Regions from separate parts of the Mus musculus genome. Here region 2 is linked to region 1. The links are chromatin loops, found by intact Hi-C in ENCODE. Cell type or tissue: left cerebral cortex. All regions are shown on one strand.

Region 1 (8,000 bases):
TAAATGAGCAAAGATTTGTTTTGCTTCAATTTTCATTACATCAATAGCAACGAATTGATTACAATTCAAAAAAGTCAGGGGAAGATATAAAGACAGAACATAGCTGAAACATCTCCCTAAAGATTCAAATCACAAAAAGAAACCCAGAGGAGAGTACTTGAGTTTCACACACATCCTAGGTGACAGGGTTTTCAGGAATATTGTATACCACTCTTGCCACCTGTTTCCCTTTCATGGAATTCATAGCAAATGCCAAGAGTAAATGAAGGTAAACATGCTTGCCTCATCTGAACAACAGGTGCAGTTGTTCTACTTGTGTACTTCCTCAACCTCTGAGGGGAGAGTTGGAAAATGTGAACTGCATTGTAAGATACTGCCAGGCCAGTCTACATCCCTCAGTGCAGGCACAGCAAGCAAAGCAGACGGCAGTGGCTTTTCGTTTGAATAGTAGAACTACGGACTCTTGAAGTATATATACTGGTTTTGTGATTGTGTGCTCTGAGGTGTATTTCCCCATATACTATTTAGTGTTAACCTGTCTCAGTATTTGTCTTTCTGTGATTTTTGATCTCCTTAATGCCATCATTGTGTCTGCCTATCTTGCTTCCTTGATTATCTTCTTGAACCCATCATTATTAATTCATTAATATCAATTAACACATTATAAAATGTTATATTCCATTAAGCAACTGGGGAAATGAAGTATGACTTCAACACATATATTCTAAGAGCAAGGATTGCGGGAGGAATGCATTTGAATTTACTTAATTTCTTTTCTCACATATATTATTACTTCACCTAACTATGAAGCCAAATCTGTGAGCAACAGAGAATTTTGGAAGCAAAGGAAATGCTCAGAAGACCTTATCTCACTCAACACTCTAGATATAGCCAGAGTTAACTTCCTGACAGGTCCCATCATTTTTATGCACTCTTGTTTTTCTAATCAAAGCCACACTGTTGTATTCCTAACCTGTCACATTCAAGAAAAAGAAAAAAAGAACTACAGTGACATCCTTAAATACCAATGAGTGGGTGGCATCTATGATTGATATTTAAGCTATGTTTCCATAGAGTTCAGAGCACAGTTCCATGTAGATATTCTAAGAAAGAATTTTGCCTATGAAAAAGGAATCATGCTAAGTAAAACTCACCTTTCTTCCTCTACCTACAAAAAGAAAGAAAATGTCATTAATATTGAGAAACAACTATGAAAAACATCCTGCATATACACTTTCAATAGTATATTTCCTCACAAACATGTTACCTCCCTGTTGCAGGATTTTCTCTGTCCAATCACATTAGGGCAGTGGCAGGCCTGTAATTGGACAGGAAAAGGGAGGAGGAGCTGGGAGTTGAGGAGACAGAGAGGTCCCAGAAGGGAAGGAGGGAGAGAACCAGAATGGAGGCTGACGTGGTGTTATCTAAAGGTTAGAATAATTGGGTTAAAGTTTTATCATCATCAATTGGCTCTAAAATTATTGTATTGGCATCTGGTAAAATGTGATATTATTAATAGATAAATCTGATTGGTTAACTATAAGCTCAAGAGTCTTAATTCTACCCGGTAGTAGGTTTTGAAATCGCTGATCGTGAGGTGTGTGGGGCACTGCATGGAAGTGAGATGAACTCGGCTAGGTGGGAGAGAGTAGCTCAGCACTGAGCGGACCCGCTGGGACATAGTGTTGTGGCCCGCCAGTACCGGTACTAGAGCAGGAATACAGACCAGCGGGGCAGGAGAGATGGCGGGTTGACTTTTTTATTATTACCTGCAACACCTCCCCAGTATGGCAGAGCTCAAAAACTGTCTGAATCAAGTCCAACAAAAGAAATCATTCATATAGTGGAATAGTCTCACATAGTCATAATTTCTTCACAACATTCACAGAGATTCTAGTACTGGCAAAAATATGGCACTAGGCGTTTTATCATGAATTATAATTCAACGATTGCTCCATGTTGTTCGTAATATTTTTAATGTGCTGAGTAATTTACCTCAAATGAAAAATGTTTTGCTCCCAACGCTGCAGTAGACATCACAAGAATATAATAGGACATTGACATTTTTAAACTTTTGCTTCTCTATTATAATTTTATCACATATTTCTTGTATATCTTATTCTCATTATTTATATTTTTATTTTTTAAAAATTTACTCTTCTCACATATATTACACCCAGACCGTGGTTTCCCCTCCTTTCTCTCCTCCCAGTCTCTTCCCAGCTCCCCTCTCCCTTAGACCCACTTCTCCTCAGTTTCCCTTCTGAAAAAGACATGCCTTCCAGGAATATCAACCAAACATGACATATCAAGTTGCAATAAAACTAGGCACATCCTCTCATATTCAGGCTGGATGAGGCAACCCAGCAGGAGGAAAAGCATCCCACAGGTGGGAAAATTTTTTTACACAGCAAACCTATGCAAGTCTGCAAGTTAATTTTATACTACAATGCTTTATAGCAATGCTTCACTTAATTTCCTTAGGTTTATAAATACACAGTTTTGCTTTTTGTAAACAGAGAATTTTACCCTTTTTTTTTTCTTTTTGGTTAGTTGGGGGTTTTGTTTGTTTGTTTGTTTTATGTTGGTTTTTTTGGTGGTAGTTGGTAGTGATAGTGGGGTTTTTTGCTGCTGCTGCTGCTGCTGCTGTTGGTTTACTTGTTTGTTTGGTTTTGGAACTTACAATGTTTATTGCCTTAAACAAATACTTATCTCAAGTGGCTACCTACTATCTATTACCAGTCATAAAAAAATGCACAGGAGCCTAAATTATAATTTCCAAATATCTGCTCAACTTGCCCATCTAACAAAATTGTTTGCCCAAGTATTGTCAGTGCTAAGATGGTTTCTTTCTTGAATGATTTGTTCTGCTCCATTACATTAGTGTCTTCTTTGGGAACTCTTCAAGGATACATATATCTTCTGCGTGTACTGTGTTTTTTAATGTGTTTAATTCTTCTTGATTTTAATTTATTATTTTTCTCTTCCCATGGATGCCATCTACATCTCTTCTGTACTATCGCCTCATTGTTCAACTTCCTAGTTCATCTTACACAGACTTGCTTTTCTTCCTATTCATTGCATGTCGTTCCTGCTGAAAAGCCTTTTTTCTTAGACACACCTGTGACTTTACTAGGTTTTGAGCTGAAGGCACAGCTTAGTACTTAGTAAAACTTATGTATGTAGAAAGCGCCCAGCACTTAGAAAATTCAAGGCTATTCTTGGCTAAATTTGTTAAAGACCAGCTTGGTATACATGAAAACTTGTCTCAAAAAGAGAAAGAGAAGGAAAGTAAGAAAGAAAGAAAGAAAGAAAGAAAGAAAGAAAGAGAGAGAGGGAGAGAGAGGGGGGAAAAGGAAAGGAAATGAAAGGGAAGGAAAGGAAAGGAAAGGAAAGGAAAGGAAAGGAAAGGAAAGGAAAGAAAAGAAAAGAAAAGAAAAGAAAAGAAAAGAAAAGAAAAGAAAAGAAAAGAAAAGAAAAAAGTTGTATAACTGGTTAAATATTCTATTAGTTCAGTTTGTTATGAGTTTTATTTAGTTTTGATATCTGGTATTTAGCTCCTGTTAGCCTTCAGCTCAGAATGTAGTTCAGGCTGACTTTGAATTTGTTATCCTCTTACCTCACTTGTCTTGGGATTAAATACATGTGCCACTCTATTGAGCCCCAGCAATTTTACCTAATCTGTGGCCACACAGGTGCTAGTGTGTACTTTGTCTCATAAACTTAATGCATCTCAAGCACTCTTCTCTGTTGATTTCTTTTATAAATCTATTTCTGCCCATTGTCACTACTCCCCTTGAAGGAGTTGTGCTTCCATACACTGACAACTTGCAGGAAGTTGGATAATTTGCTTTCTAACACTTGCTGACTATTCTCACGGACTATTTGTTTATCCCCACAAGATTAATTGTACTTATTCCTGGAATTCTATGAAATTATTGCTTCCATGGCCTTTGTGTGTTATTTTTATCATATTATGACCTAACTTTATCACACATTAATGATAAAGTCATTATTTTAGATGCAGCTTCTGCTAAATAATACCAAAATGAAAAGATACAAGTTGGTGTCTAATATTTCTGTGTGTATACTGTTGAACATTTTTATTATATGTATTGCTATTTTCAATGGAATTTGAAAAAATAAAGCTTTGATAATGTCTTGACAATTATTAGTATAAGTACTGAAGCAAACAACCTAAATGCTTAATGTTGGTCTTACCTAACTCATTAAAATATATGAATGATAATATATGCCTGTATCTTTGTTGCATAGTCTGAAATATAATATCAATTAAACACAGATATTTTTCTTGCAAAAATATTTTTAAACCCAGTAGCTGGTGCAATTCTTTTCTCCAAGAAATTGATTCCATTTCCTTCTATTGTGTGGTGCACATTACTCATACCCTAGATTGTTGAGACAATGTAAGAGAAGTTGCTAGAACAGTAAATTATATTAAGAATAATTACTGCATTCTCTAGAGTGAACCTTGTAAAGGAGACAATAAATATATTTTCTGTGTTTCCTTAACATTAAGAAATATAATAGAAAGTCAACTAATTATCATGGAGGCCCCTTTCATAACCCAATAACAGCAGCCATCCATAAGGCACAAATTGTTCTCTAATTAGATATGACCGTTCAAAGTAAGGTCTTCTGACAATTACGACAAAAAATTACTGTCTATTTCTGTGTTAATGGCCTAAGTAGAGAAAAAAAGGTTCCTTACTTACTCCAGGAAGCTCGGAACACTTTAAAATTATGAATATATACACTTTTCACAGTGATTTCAAAATCATTACTCTCTGAAGTCACTGAGTTAGTTGCTATGATTATTCACTTGAGTTGTTAAACTCTAAAAGCAATAATCACTGGAAAATAAAGGTAAGTTGTTAGTTCTCCTCTGAAACAGCTTTGAGAATTCTTACCAAAACTAGTATCTCCACCTCCAGTTTGTGGGCACACCGGACAGCACTCCCCAGTGGGTGTTATAGGATTGGCACAGTTGAGCACCTCTGGGCACTCTATCTTGTCACAAAGAATGGCACCATTGTCACAGACACAGATCTGACATGGAGAAGGTTTCCAAATGTCTCTATTTAAATACATCTGTCCATGTTGAGTACAGGCTATTTCTTCATCATATTCATCTGAAATAAAAACAAAAAGAGGTTGATAATCTGAAATTGTATAATTTGGGAAATGTTTAAGATAAAGAATCTTTTTGGTTTAAAAGAGTTCTTAGAAGTAACTCCCAGGGCTAGGATCTGGCTCAGCTGGCAAAGGTCCTATTGGACAAGTATGGCAAGCTGAGAATGAAGCCTTGTCACCTTGTAAATGGCTAAACAAGTGTAATCACATATACTTGTAGCCAAGACCAGTCAGGTGGATGGTTTAGTGAGAGATCATATCCCAGAATACAGGTAGAAAGCAATTGTGGTAAATACCCAACATCAGCCTTTGTCTTTAACAAACACACACAGAAGGAGTCAGGGAAGAAGAGAAGGAATAAAAGCGGAGGGGAGGAGATGAGAAATGACTAATCTCCTTAAGAGAGATGAAAAACAGATGAACTTACTACATTTAGCATGTACATAAAATAGTGAATAGTTCCTCATGGATTAATGAATAAAATGCGCATTGCCCTATTATAGGAAGAAGCAAAAAGAAAAGAAAAAAGTATGCTTTTTAGTGAAAGAATGCTTCTCACAAGGTTTTATTCTCGAAGTTATGAGTGATTGAACATAATAAGATCTGATAAAGAGCAACTAAGCATTTCCAAATGGAATATGTAAACCCAGTGCATGTAAACCCTACATGACTAAACTTACTAGAGAATTTATACAAGTAAATCCCATGCAAAGAATTCAAGCAGACTCATATACTTGGAGAAGTTTCGAAAGAATACAATATGGGTGTCAGAGAATTGTTTTAAACATTAAGTGAAAATGAAATAACCATTTTCTGTCTCTTGGATTAGGTTTCCATTACCCATACCAAACAAATATATAGGATACCATATCTATATAGTTTCTGTTAAACTGTAAAAGAGACCCTGACTAAGACAAATTGGTACCAGCAGAGTGAAGTATTCCTGTGACAACCTGACCATGTTTTGGGGAGGACTGTGGAAGGACTTTGGAACTTTGGGCTTGAAGATCCATTCATTGTTAAGAGCTCTGTCAGATGTTGTGTAGGAGCTTGGAAGATAATGTTGAGAACAGTGCAGAAGATGGAGGTCTGGTTTGTGAAATTTCAGAGGGAAAATTAAAGACTCTTTTCAGGGCCATTGCTGCTTTTTTTTCTTTTTTTTTATTATTAGGTATTTTCCTCGTTTACATTTTCAATGCTATCCCAAAGGTCCCCCATACCCACCCCCCCAATCTCCTACCCACCCACTCCCCCTTTTTGACCCTGGCGTTCCCCTGTACTGGGGCATATAAAGTTTGCAAGTCCAATGGGCCTCTCTTTGCAGTGATGGCCGACTAGGCCATCTTTTGATACATATGCAGCTAGAGACAAGAGCTCCCGGGTACTGGTTAGTTCATATTGTTGTTCCACCTATAGGGTTGCAGTTCCCTTTAGCTCCTTGGGTAATTTCTCTAGCTCCTCCACTGGGGGCCGTGTGACCCATCCAATAGCTGACTCTGATCATCCACTTCTGTGTTTGCTAGGCCCCGGCATAGTCTCACAAGAGAGAGCTATATCTGGGTCCTTTCAGCAAAATCTTGCTAGTGTATGCAATGGTGTCAGCATTTGGAAACTGATTATGGGATGGATCCCTGCATATGGCAATCACTAGATGGTCCATTCTTTCGTCACAGCTCCAAATTTTGTCTCTGTAACTCCTTCCATGGGTGTTTTGTTCCCATTTCTAAGAAAGGGTAAAGTGTCCACACTTTGGTCTTCATTCTTCTTGAATTTCATGCGTTTGGCAAGTTGTATCTTATATCTTGGGTATCCTAAGTTTCTGGGCTAATATCCACTTATCAGTGAGTACATATTGTGCGAGTTCCTTTGTGATTGGGTTACTTCACTCAGAATGATACCCTCCAGGTCCATCCATTTGCCTAGGAATTTCATAAATTCATTTTTTTAATAGCTGAGTAGTATTCCATTGTGTAAATGTACCACATTTTCTGTATCCATTCCTCTGTTGAGGGGCATCTGGGTTCTTTCCAGCTTCTGGCTATTATAAACAAGGCTGCTATGAACATAGTGGAGCATGTGTTCTTCTTACCGGTTGGGACATCTTCTGGATATATGCCCAGGAGAGGTATTGCGGGATCCTCCGGTAGTACTATGTCCAATTTTCTGAGGAACCTCCAGACTGATTTCCAGAGTGGTTGTACAAGCTTGCAATCCCACCAACAATGGAGGAGTGTTCCCCTTTCTCCACATCCTCGCCAGCATCTGCTGTCACCTGAGTTTTTGGTCTTAGCCATTCTGACTAGATTGAAGTGGAATCTCAGTGTTGTTTTGATTTGCATTTCCCTAATGATTAAGGATGTTGAACATTTTTTCAGGTGCTTCTCTGCCATTCGGTATTCCTCAGGTGAGAATTCTTTGTTCAGCTCTGAGCCCCATTTTTAATGGGGTTATTTGATTTTCTGGAGTCCACCTTCTTGAGTTCTTTATATATATTGGATATTAGTCCCCTATCCGATTTGGGATAGGTAAAGATCCTTTCCCAATCTGTTGGTGGCCTTTTTGTCTTACTGACAGTGTCTTTTGCTTTGCAGAAGCTTTGCAATTTTATGAGGTCCCATTTATCGATTCTTGATCTTACAGCACAAGCCATTGCTGTTCTATTCAGGAATTTTTCCCCAGTACCCATATCTTCGAGGCTTTTCCCCATTGCTGTTTTGATTGTGAAGATTCTGCGGTTCTGGTTAGCTGGGGCTGAAGAATCAGCTGTGATTAACAAGATACCAGAACTACTAAAGCAAAAACTTGGCATTACTGGGACTATTGATGCTGGTTAGCTGGAGCTAAGA
Region 2 (8,000 bases), 220 kb after region 1:
TACTCAGCTATTAAAAAGAATGAATTTATGAAATTCCTAGCCAAATGGATGGACCTGGAGGGCATCATCCTGAGTGAGGTTACACATTCACAAAGGAACTCACACAATATGTACTCACTGATAAGTGGATATTAGCCCAAAACCTAGGATACCCAAGATATAAGATACAATTTCCTAAACACATGAAACTCAAGAAAAATGAAGACTGAAGTGTGGACACTATGCCCCTCCTTAGAAGTGGGAACAAAACACCCTTGGAAGGAGTTACAGAGACAAAGTTTGGGGCTGAGATGAAAGGATGGACCATGTAGAGTCTGCCTTATCCAGGGATCCACCCCATAATCAGCATCCAAACGCTGACACCATTGCATACACTAGCAAGATTTTATCGAAAGGACCCAGATGTAGCTGTCTCTTGTGAGACTATGCCGGGGCCTAGCAAACACAGAAGTGGATGCCCACAGTCAGCTAATGGATGGATCACAGGGCTCCCAATGGAGGAGCTAGAGAAAGTACCCAAGGAGCTAAAGGGATCTGCAACCCTATAGGTGGATCAACATTATGAACTAACCAATACCCCGGAGCTCTTGACTCTAGCTGCATATGTATCAAAAGATGGCCTAGTCGGCCATCACTGGAAAGAGAGGCCCATTGGACACACAAACTTTATATGCCCCAGAACAGGGGAACGCCAGGGCCAAAAAGGGGGAGTGGGCGGGTAGGGGAGTGGGGGTGGGTGGGTATGGGGGACTTTTGGTATAGCATTGGAAATGTAAATGAACTAAATACCTAATAAATAATGGAAAGAAAAAAAAACAAAAAAAAATAAGTAAGTCAACAGCCAATATCTGGGCAGAAGTGACATAGTTAGGGTTGAGGTTTTGCGGGCTTGGAGAGAGAGGACTACAAGGAGGAAAGAGGAAGCTGACATGAGATAAAGGAAGAACAAACAGGAGGAAGAAGAGTCTTCATGGGCTAAGGGGCAATAGAACCTAGCCCGGAGGGCTGCCCAATGGGAGTTAAGTGCAGCCCAGATGGAACATAGCAAATAGTGATAACTTGGGCTTACCAATAGGAAGGTAGATTCTAAAAACATGGAAGGTGGGCAATGCCCAGCTATTGTGCTACCTATGGCTATTTGAAAATATAAAGGTTATATGTGTCTTTCATCTGGAAATATAAGTCATCTAAGGCAGGGAAGAAGCCCCGTGCCAGGATTTTTAATAATTTTTATTACAAATATGAATTATTAGGTAAAGGAATCATTATAGAATTCATAAACAGAAACATGTCACGTTTGCATTATCTGACATTAGATACCATAAAACAATTTTTACTATTAGAAGTAGAAATTCGATTTATCAAAATTACTTAGACATGTTTGGAAACCTCTTTGTAATGAATGTTAATGTGAATCACAGTCTATGTACTTTTGTGTTGATTCTATTTTTGCATCTTAAATTTTAAAATAATGGAGGAAGTCTAAAAATGGAAGAACAGGAAGAGGGTGAACCAAGTTGAAAAGTGGGAGAACAGGAAGAGAGTGAACCAAGCAAACAGAGAGTGTTGTTTCATTGGGTGCATGAGAGAAGAAGTTTAAGTGGAGATTTGAGAAAATGCACATTTTTAAAATTAAAGACACATCTGTACTGGCTAGTTTTGTGTCAACTTGACACAGCTGGAGTTATCACAGAGAAAGGAGCTTCAGTTGAGGAAATGCCTCCATGAGATGCAATTGTAAGGCATTTTCTCAATTAGTGATCAAGGGGGAAAGGCCCTTTGTGGGTGGGACCATCTCAGGGCTGGTAGTCTTGGTTCTATAAGAAAGCAGGCTGAGCAAGCCAGGTGAGGCAAGCCAGTAAAGAACATCCCTCCATGGCCTCTGCATCAGCTCCTGCTCCCTGACCTGCTTGAGTTCCAGTCCTGACTTCCTTTGGTGATGAACAGCAGCATGGAAGTGTAAGCCAAATAAACCCTTTCCTCCCCAACTTGCTTCTTGGTCATGATGTTTGTGCAGGAATAGAAACCCTGACTAAGACAACATCTGAGATCATTTTTCAAAATGAAGTACACAGATACTAAATTAGCATATCAAATTCTCTCTAATACATGAGTGAAACAGAACCTCTCAGGATCATTTTGTGTGCTTGTGAATACATATGCTGTACCTATAGCAAGTATTACAAACTCCAAACTCTACTATGATGAGTTGGGAAAGTGGCTCAGGTGTAGTGGCTACCAGATCAGAGTACTTGCCAGGCATTTCTTATTTCTGGATGTTGCTGTGCAAAAATAAGGACCCAGTATTGCATGATCTGATTGTCAGTCAGAAATAGGACTCTCTAATTTTTTCCCAAATGTTGTTTAATTTATTTTTTAATTAGGTATTTTCTTCATTTACATTTCAGATGCTATCCCAAAAGTCCCCCAGATGCTCCCCCCCCCAACTCCCCTACCCACCCACTCCCACTTCTTGGCCCTGGCATTCCTCTGTACTGAGGCATATAAAGTTTGCAAGACCAAGGGTCCTCTCTTCCCAATGATGGCCGACTAGGCCATCTTCTGCTACATATGCAGCTAGAGACACAAGTTCCGGGGGGAACTGGTTAGTTCATATTGTTGTAGATTGTAGGGTCGCAGACCCCTTTAGCTCCTTGGGTACTTTCTCTAGCTCCTCCATTGGGAACCCTGTGTTCCATCCAATAGCTGACTGTGAGCATCCACTTCTGTGTTTGCCAGGGCCCAGCATAGCCTCACAAGAGACAGCCATATCAGGATCCTTTCAGCAAAATCTTGCTGGTGTATGCAATGGTGTCAGCGTTTGGAGGCTGATTATGGGAATGATCCCCGGGGATGGCAGTCTCTAGACCAAGGGGCCTCTCTTCCCAATGATGGCCAACTAGGCCATCTTCTGCTACATATGCAGCTAGAGACACGAGTTCCGGGGGTACTGGTTAGTTCATATTGTTGTAGGTTGTAAGGTTGCAGTGTCTCAGCTCCAAACTTTGTCTCTGTAACTCCTTCCATGGGTGTTTTGTTCCCAATTCTAAGAAGGGGCAAAGTGTCCACACTTTGGTCTTCTTTCTTCTTGAGTTTCATGTGTTTTGCAAATTGTATCTTGTATCTTGGGTATTCTAAGTTTCTGGGCTAATATCCACTTATCAGTGAGTACATATTGTGTGAGTTCTTTTGTGATTGGGTTACCTCAATCAGGATGATGCCCTCCAGCTACATCCATTTGCCTAGGAAATTCATAAATTCATTCTTTTTAATAGCTGAGTAGTACTCCAAGAAATAGGACTCTCTAATTTTTAAGCTTATTATTCTAATTTTCATAGACTAGCAACTGTTATGAAAAATATTCATATAAAAATAATATATATCTAATATTCTGTACAAGTTAAATTGAACAAGTGTCTGGTCTGAACCCAGTTTGTCCCCAGTCTGATCTGTAGAACCAAGGCAAGGATAGCTGTGGAACTTGAACAAAGAACTGTCATTCCAAGGAAAAGTTGTTTCAGAGGATTACCAATAGTCAGGCAGAGCTAGGACAGAGAATATGGCAGGTGTGAGTCATATAGGAGGTTGTGAGATCAGGCTTCTTCTATCACATGCCTATTTAATGAAGGAATGACACATATTGAGATAAAATTATAAAATTTTATAATATTTCTTTTGTTATATTTATATCTGTGTTATTACCAGAAAACCCCAAGTGATCATAATTAGATCACAATAATTTTTAAAGTTTAGCTTTATGTATTAGGACCTTGGAAAGAATAGGAGGACTAAGAAATCTCACTTTTAGTTATAAGTAAGCTTTGCGGGTGGAAATTACCAGCCTACATGTATAGTGAATAAGATAGACTACTACTGTGGGGAGAAAATGTATCCCAAGAATGTTATCCAATATTTGAAAGCTTGGAATAGACAAAAATGGACATTAGACAGCAATCAAATCCTGGGAGAATGAGAGGTGGCTGGTCCAAGTAGAAGCCAAGGTGATATCCTGAGCCAGAAATGTTGGATATAGACCGAGGATCAGGAGGCAATTTGGAATGATATATATCTGAAGTGAGGGAGAGCAGAGCTTTCATTCAAATATGTACCCCCTAGTTTAGTAGTTTTAAAATGGAAAAAAAAATTGCTAAACTCATAGTATTGTATAAAATAGTATTTTTTCTTCCGCCTTTGTTTTTAGTCCATGTTGAATTAGAAGTTAAACCAATTTAAAATCTGGAATTTTGTTTAAAAATTAAAACACTGAAATTTATCATCTTTCTAAAAAATGTTTTAAACATCTCTTTCAGCCAAGTTGCTTAATATCAGAAGTTGATTGGAACTGCATATGTTCCTCCACGCTCTGTTGATTGTAGGATGAAAACAGGAACCCTTGGGAATATCTGTGAGTCACAAATGTAGACAACTTTCCAAAGCTGTTTTCTTGCTAGGATGGAGAGTTCTAATCTTACATTGGCAGGCTTTGCTACATGCAAGGTACAGTGTTTACTTTGATTCTTTCTCAGCTGTTCTTTGTGCTCTTGGATCACCAAGTTTTGATATTTGGAGCAGGAACATATTAGAGAAATACTGTAAATGAAAATTGGGATTCCAATGTGTGCTTCTTTCGTGCACATTTTTATCTCACTGTGAAGAAAGGGAATTGGAGCATAGCCACAACCCTGGAACATTCCCTGCAAGTCTGAACTCTTACACTGCTAGTAATTGGCAGTGAATACTTTCCTTCAATTAAAACGAGGTGTTAAGATACATTTAAAATTTAGTCCAGAGGTCCTTCTGGCTTGCACCTATATCCTGGAGCAGAGCCTGTGCTCTGAATTCTCTCTCACTCAGCCCACACTCATTCACAGCTTGACCTCTAAGGTGTTCTGACATATCCAGGATGATGGGTGAGACAGCAAAACCCGCCCCAATACCTGGGGTAACCAGGATCCCTGGGACCCAGGGACTCAAGTACCCTGCCCAACCAGAGATGCATTCAACTTCCAGCTTCCACCTGGGCCTGAAGCAGAGCCTGTGTTCTGGATCCCCATCCACTCAGAAGACAGGCAGATGTCCTCAAGGACACATCTAGGATCACAAGATCACAGGCTCTCAGGAGAGACAGACTTAATTCAGAGACATCAAGGCCAGTTAATACCAGAGACAACCAGATGGTAAAAGGCAAGCACAAGAAAATCAGCAACAGAAAACAATACTACTTGACAACATCAGAACCCAATTCTTCTACCACATCAAGCCCAGGATACCCCAACATACCTAAAAAGCAAAATTCAGATCTAAATTCTCATCTCATGAAGAAAATAGAGGACTTCAAAAGTGACATAAATAACTCCTTTAAAGAAATATAGGAGAACACAGATAAAGATGTAGAAGCCCTTAAAGAGGAAACACATGAATCCCTTAAAGAAATACAGAAAAATACAAACAGGTGAAGTAATTGAACAAAACTATCCAGGATCTAAAATTGGAAATAAAAAGATTAAAGAAAACACAAAAGGAGACAAGCTGGAGATAGAAAACCTAGGAAAGAGAACAAGAGTCATAGATGTAAGCATCACCAACAAAATACTAGAAACAGAAAAGAGAATCTCAGGTGTAGAAGATACCACAGAAGATATTGACACAACAGTCAAAGAAAATACAAAATGCAAAAATCTCCTAACTCAAATCAGTCAAGGAGTCCAGGACACAATGAAAAGACCAAACCTAAGAGTAATAGGTATAGAAGAGAGTGAAGATTCCCAATGAAAAGGGCCAGTAAATATCTTCAACAAAATTATAGAAGAAAACGTCCCTAACATAAAGAAAGAGTTGCCCATAAACATACAAGAATCCTACAGAACACCAAACAGATGAGATGAGAAAAGAAATTCCTCACATAACATAATGATTAAAAGACCAAATGCAAAGAACAAAGAAATAATATTAAAAGCAGTAAGGGAAAAAGGTGAAGTAACATATAAAGGCAGACCTCTCAGAATTACACCAGACTACTCAACAGATACTCTAAAAGCCAGAAGATCTTGGGCAGATGTCATACAGACCCTAAGAGAACAAAAATGCCAGCCTGGGCTACTATACCTGGCAAAACTATCAGTTACCATAGATGGATAAAGCAAAGTATTCCAAGAGAAAAACCAAATTTAAACAATATCTTTCCACTAATCTAGCACTACAGAGGATAATAGCAGGAAAGCTCCAACACAAGAAGGGAAACTACACCCAAGAAAAAGCAAAAAATTAATCTTCTCACAGCAAAACCCAAAAGAAGAGAGGCACACAAACATAATTCCACCTCTAACAACAAAAATAACAGAAACCAACAATCATTGGTCCCTAGTATATCTCAATATCAGTGGACTCAATTCCCCAATAAAAAGACATAGGCTAACACACTGGGTATGTAAACAGGGCTGAGCATTTTGTAGCATACAGGAAACACACCTCAATGCAAAGACAGACACTACCTCAAAACAAAAGTTGGGAAAATTTTCAAGGAAATAATTCCAAGTAACAAGCTTGAAGAGCCATTCTAATATCCAATAAAATAGAACTTTTACCAAAAATTATCAAAAAAGATGAAGGATACTACATACTCATCAAAGGAAAAATCTACCAAGAAGAACTCTTAGTTCTGAACATCTTTGCCCCAAATGCAAAAGCACCCACATTTGGAAAAGAAATGTTACTGAAGCTCAAAGCATACATTGAACCTCACACACAATAATAGTAGGAGACTTAAACACCCCACTCTCACCAATGAACAGATCATGGAAACAGAAACTAAACAGAGACACAGTGAAAATAATAATAATAATAATAATAATAATAATAATAATAATAATAATAATAATAATAATAAAGAAGAAGAAGAAACTATGAAACAAATGGATCTAACAGATATCTATATAACATTTCACCCTAAAACAAAAGAATGTACCTTCTTCTCAGCACCTCACTGTACTCTCAAAAACTGCCCATATAATCTGATACAAAACAAACCTCAATTCATGCAAGAAGATTGAAATAATCCCATGCATTCAATCAGATCACCATAAACTCAGGCTGGTCTTCAATAGCAACAAAAACAACAGAAAGCCCATATACTGAACTCTCTACTCAATAATAACTTAGTCAGAGAAGAAATTCAGAAAGAATTTAAAGACTTTTTAGAATTTAATGAAGGTACAACATACTCAAACTTATGGAGAAAAATGAAAGTAGTGCTAAGGGGAAAACTCATAGCCCTCGGTACTTCCATAAAGAAATTATAGAAAGCATACACAACCAGCTTGACAGCACACCTAAAAGCTCTAGAACAAAAAGAAGCAAATACACCCAAGAGGAGTAGACCACAGGAAATAATCAGGGCTGAAATCAGCCAAAAAGAACCATACAAAGAATCAACAAAACCAGGAGCTAGTTCTTTGAGAAGATAAACAAGATAGATAAACCCTTAGCCAGACTAGCCAGAAAGCACAGAGATAGTATCCAAATTAACAAAATAAAAAATGAAATGCGAGATATAACAACAGAAAATGAGGAAATTCAAAAAATCATCAGATTCCACTACAAAAGCCTATATTAAACAAAACTGGAAAATCTGGATGAAGTGGACAATTTTCTAGACAGATACCAGAAAACAAAGTTAAATCAGAATCAGATAAACCATCTAATCCATGTCATAACCCCTAAGGAAATAGAAGCAGTCATTATAAGTCTCCAAACCAAAAAAAGGCCAGGACAAGATGGTTTTACTGCAGAGTTCTATCAGTTCTTCTAAGAAGACCTAATACAAATACTTCTCAAACTATTCCACAAAATAGAAACAGAAGGAACAATACCCAATTCTTTCTATGAAGCCACAGTTTTGCTGATATCTAAACCACATAAAGACCCAACAAAGAAAGAGAACTTCAGACCAATTTGCCTTATGAATGTTGATGCAAAAATACACAGTAAAATTCTCACAAACA

The links. Peaks named below come from ENCODE experiments on the same cell type or tissue, not always from the same donor. Only the 100,000 strongest peaks of a DNase experiment are listed, where the experiment ranks them.
Region 2: it touches region 1 in a loop (5-fold over the local background); 6 of 42 quality-filtered maps call a loop at or near these places.

Annotation. Positions count from the first base shown.
Region 1 is chr1:45,437,716-45,445,715 of GRCm38, forward strand. Col5a2 (collagen, type V, alpha 2) reads right to left here. Exons shown (of 54, transcript NM_007737.2): 2 at 4,932-5,153; 3 at 1,155-1,168. Among named protein-coding and RNA genes, the nearest start is that of Col5a2, 62 kb to the right of the region's middle. In left cerebral cortex, no CTCF peak of the experiment used is centred here; no DNase peak of the experiment used is centred here.
Region 2 is chr1:45,659,661-45,667,660 of GRCm38, forward strand. No RefSeq gene overlaps it. Among named protein-coding and RNA genes, the nearest start is that of Gm23216, 22 kb to the right of the region's middle. In left cerebral cortex, no CTCF peak of the experiment used is centred here; a DNase peak (open chromatin) is centred at 4,654.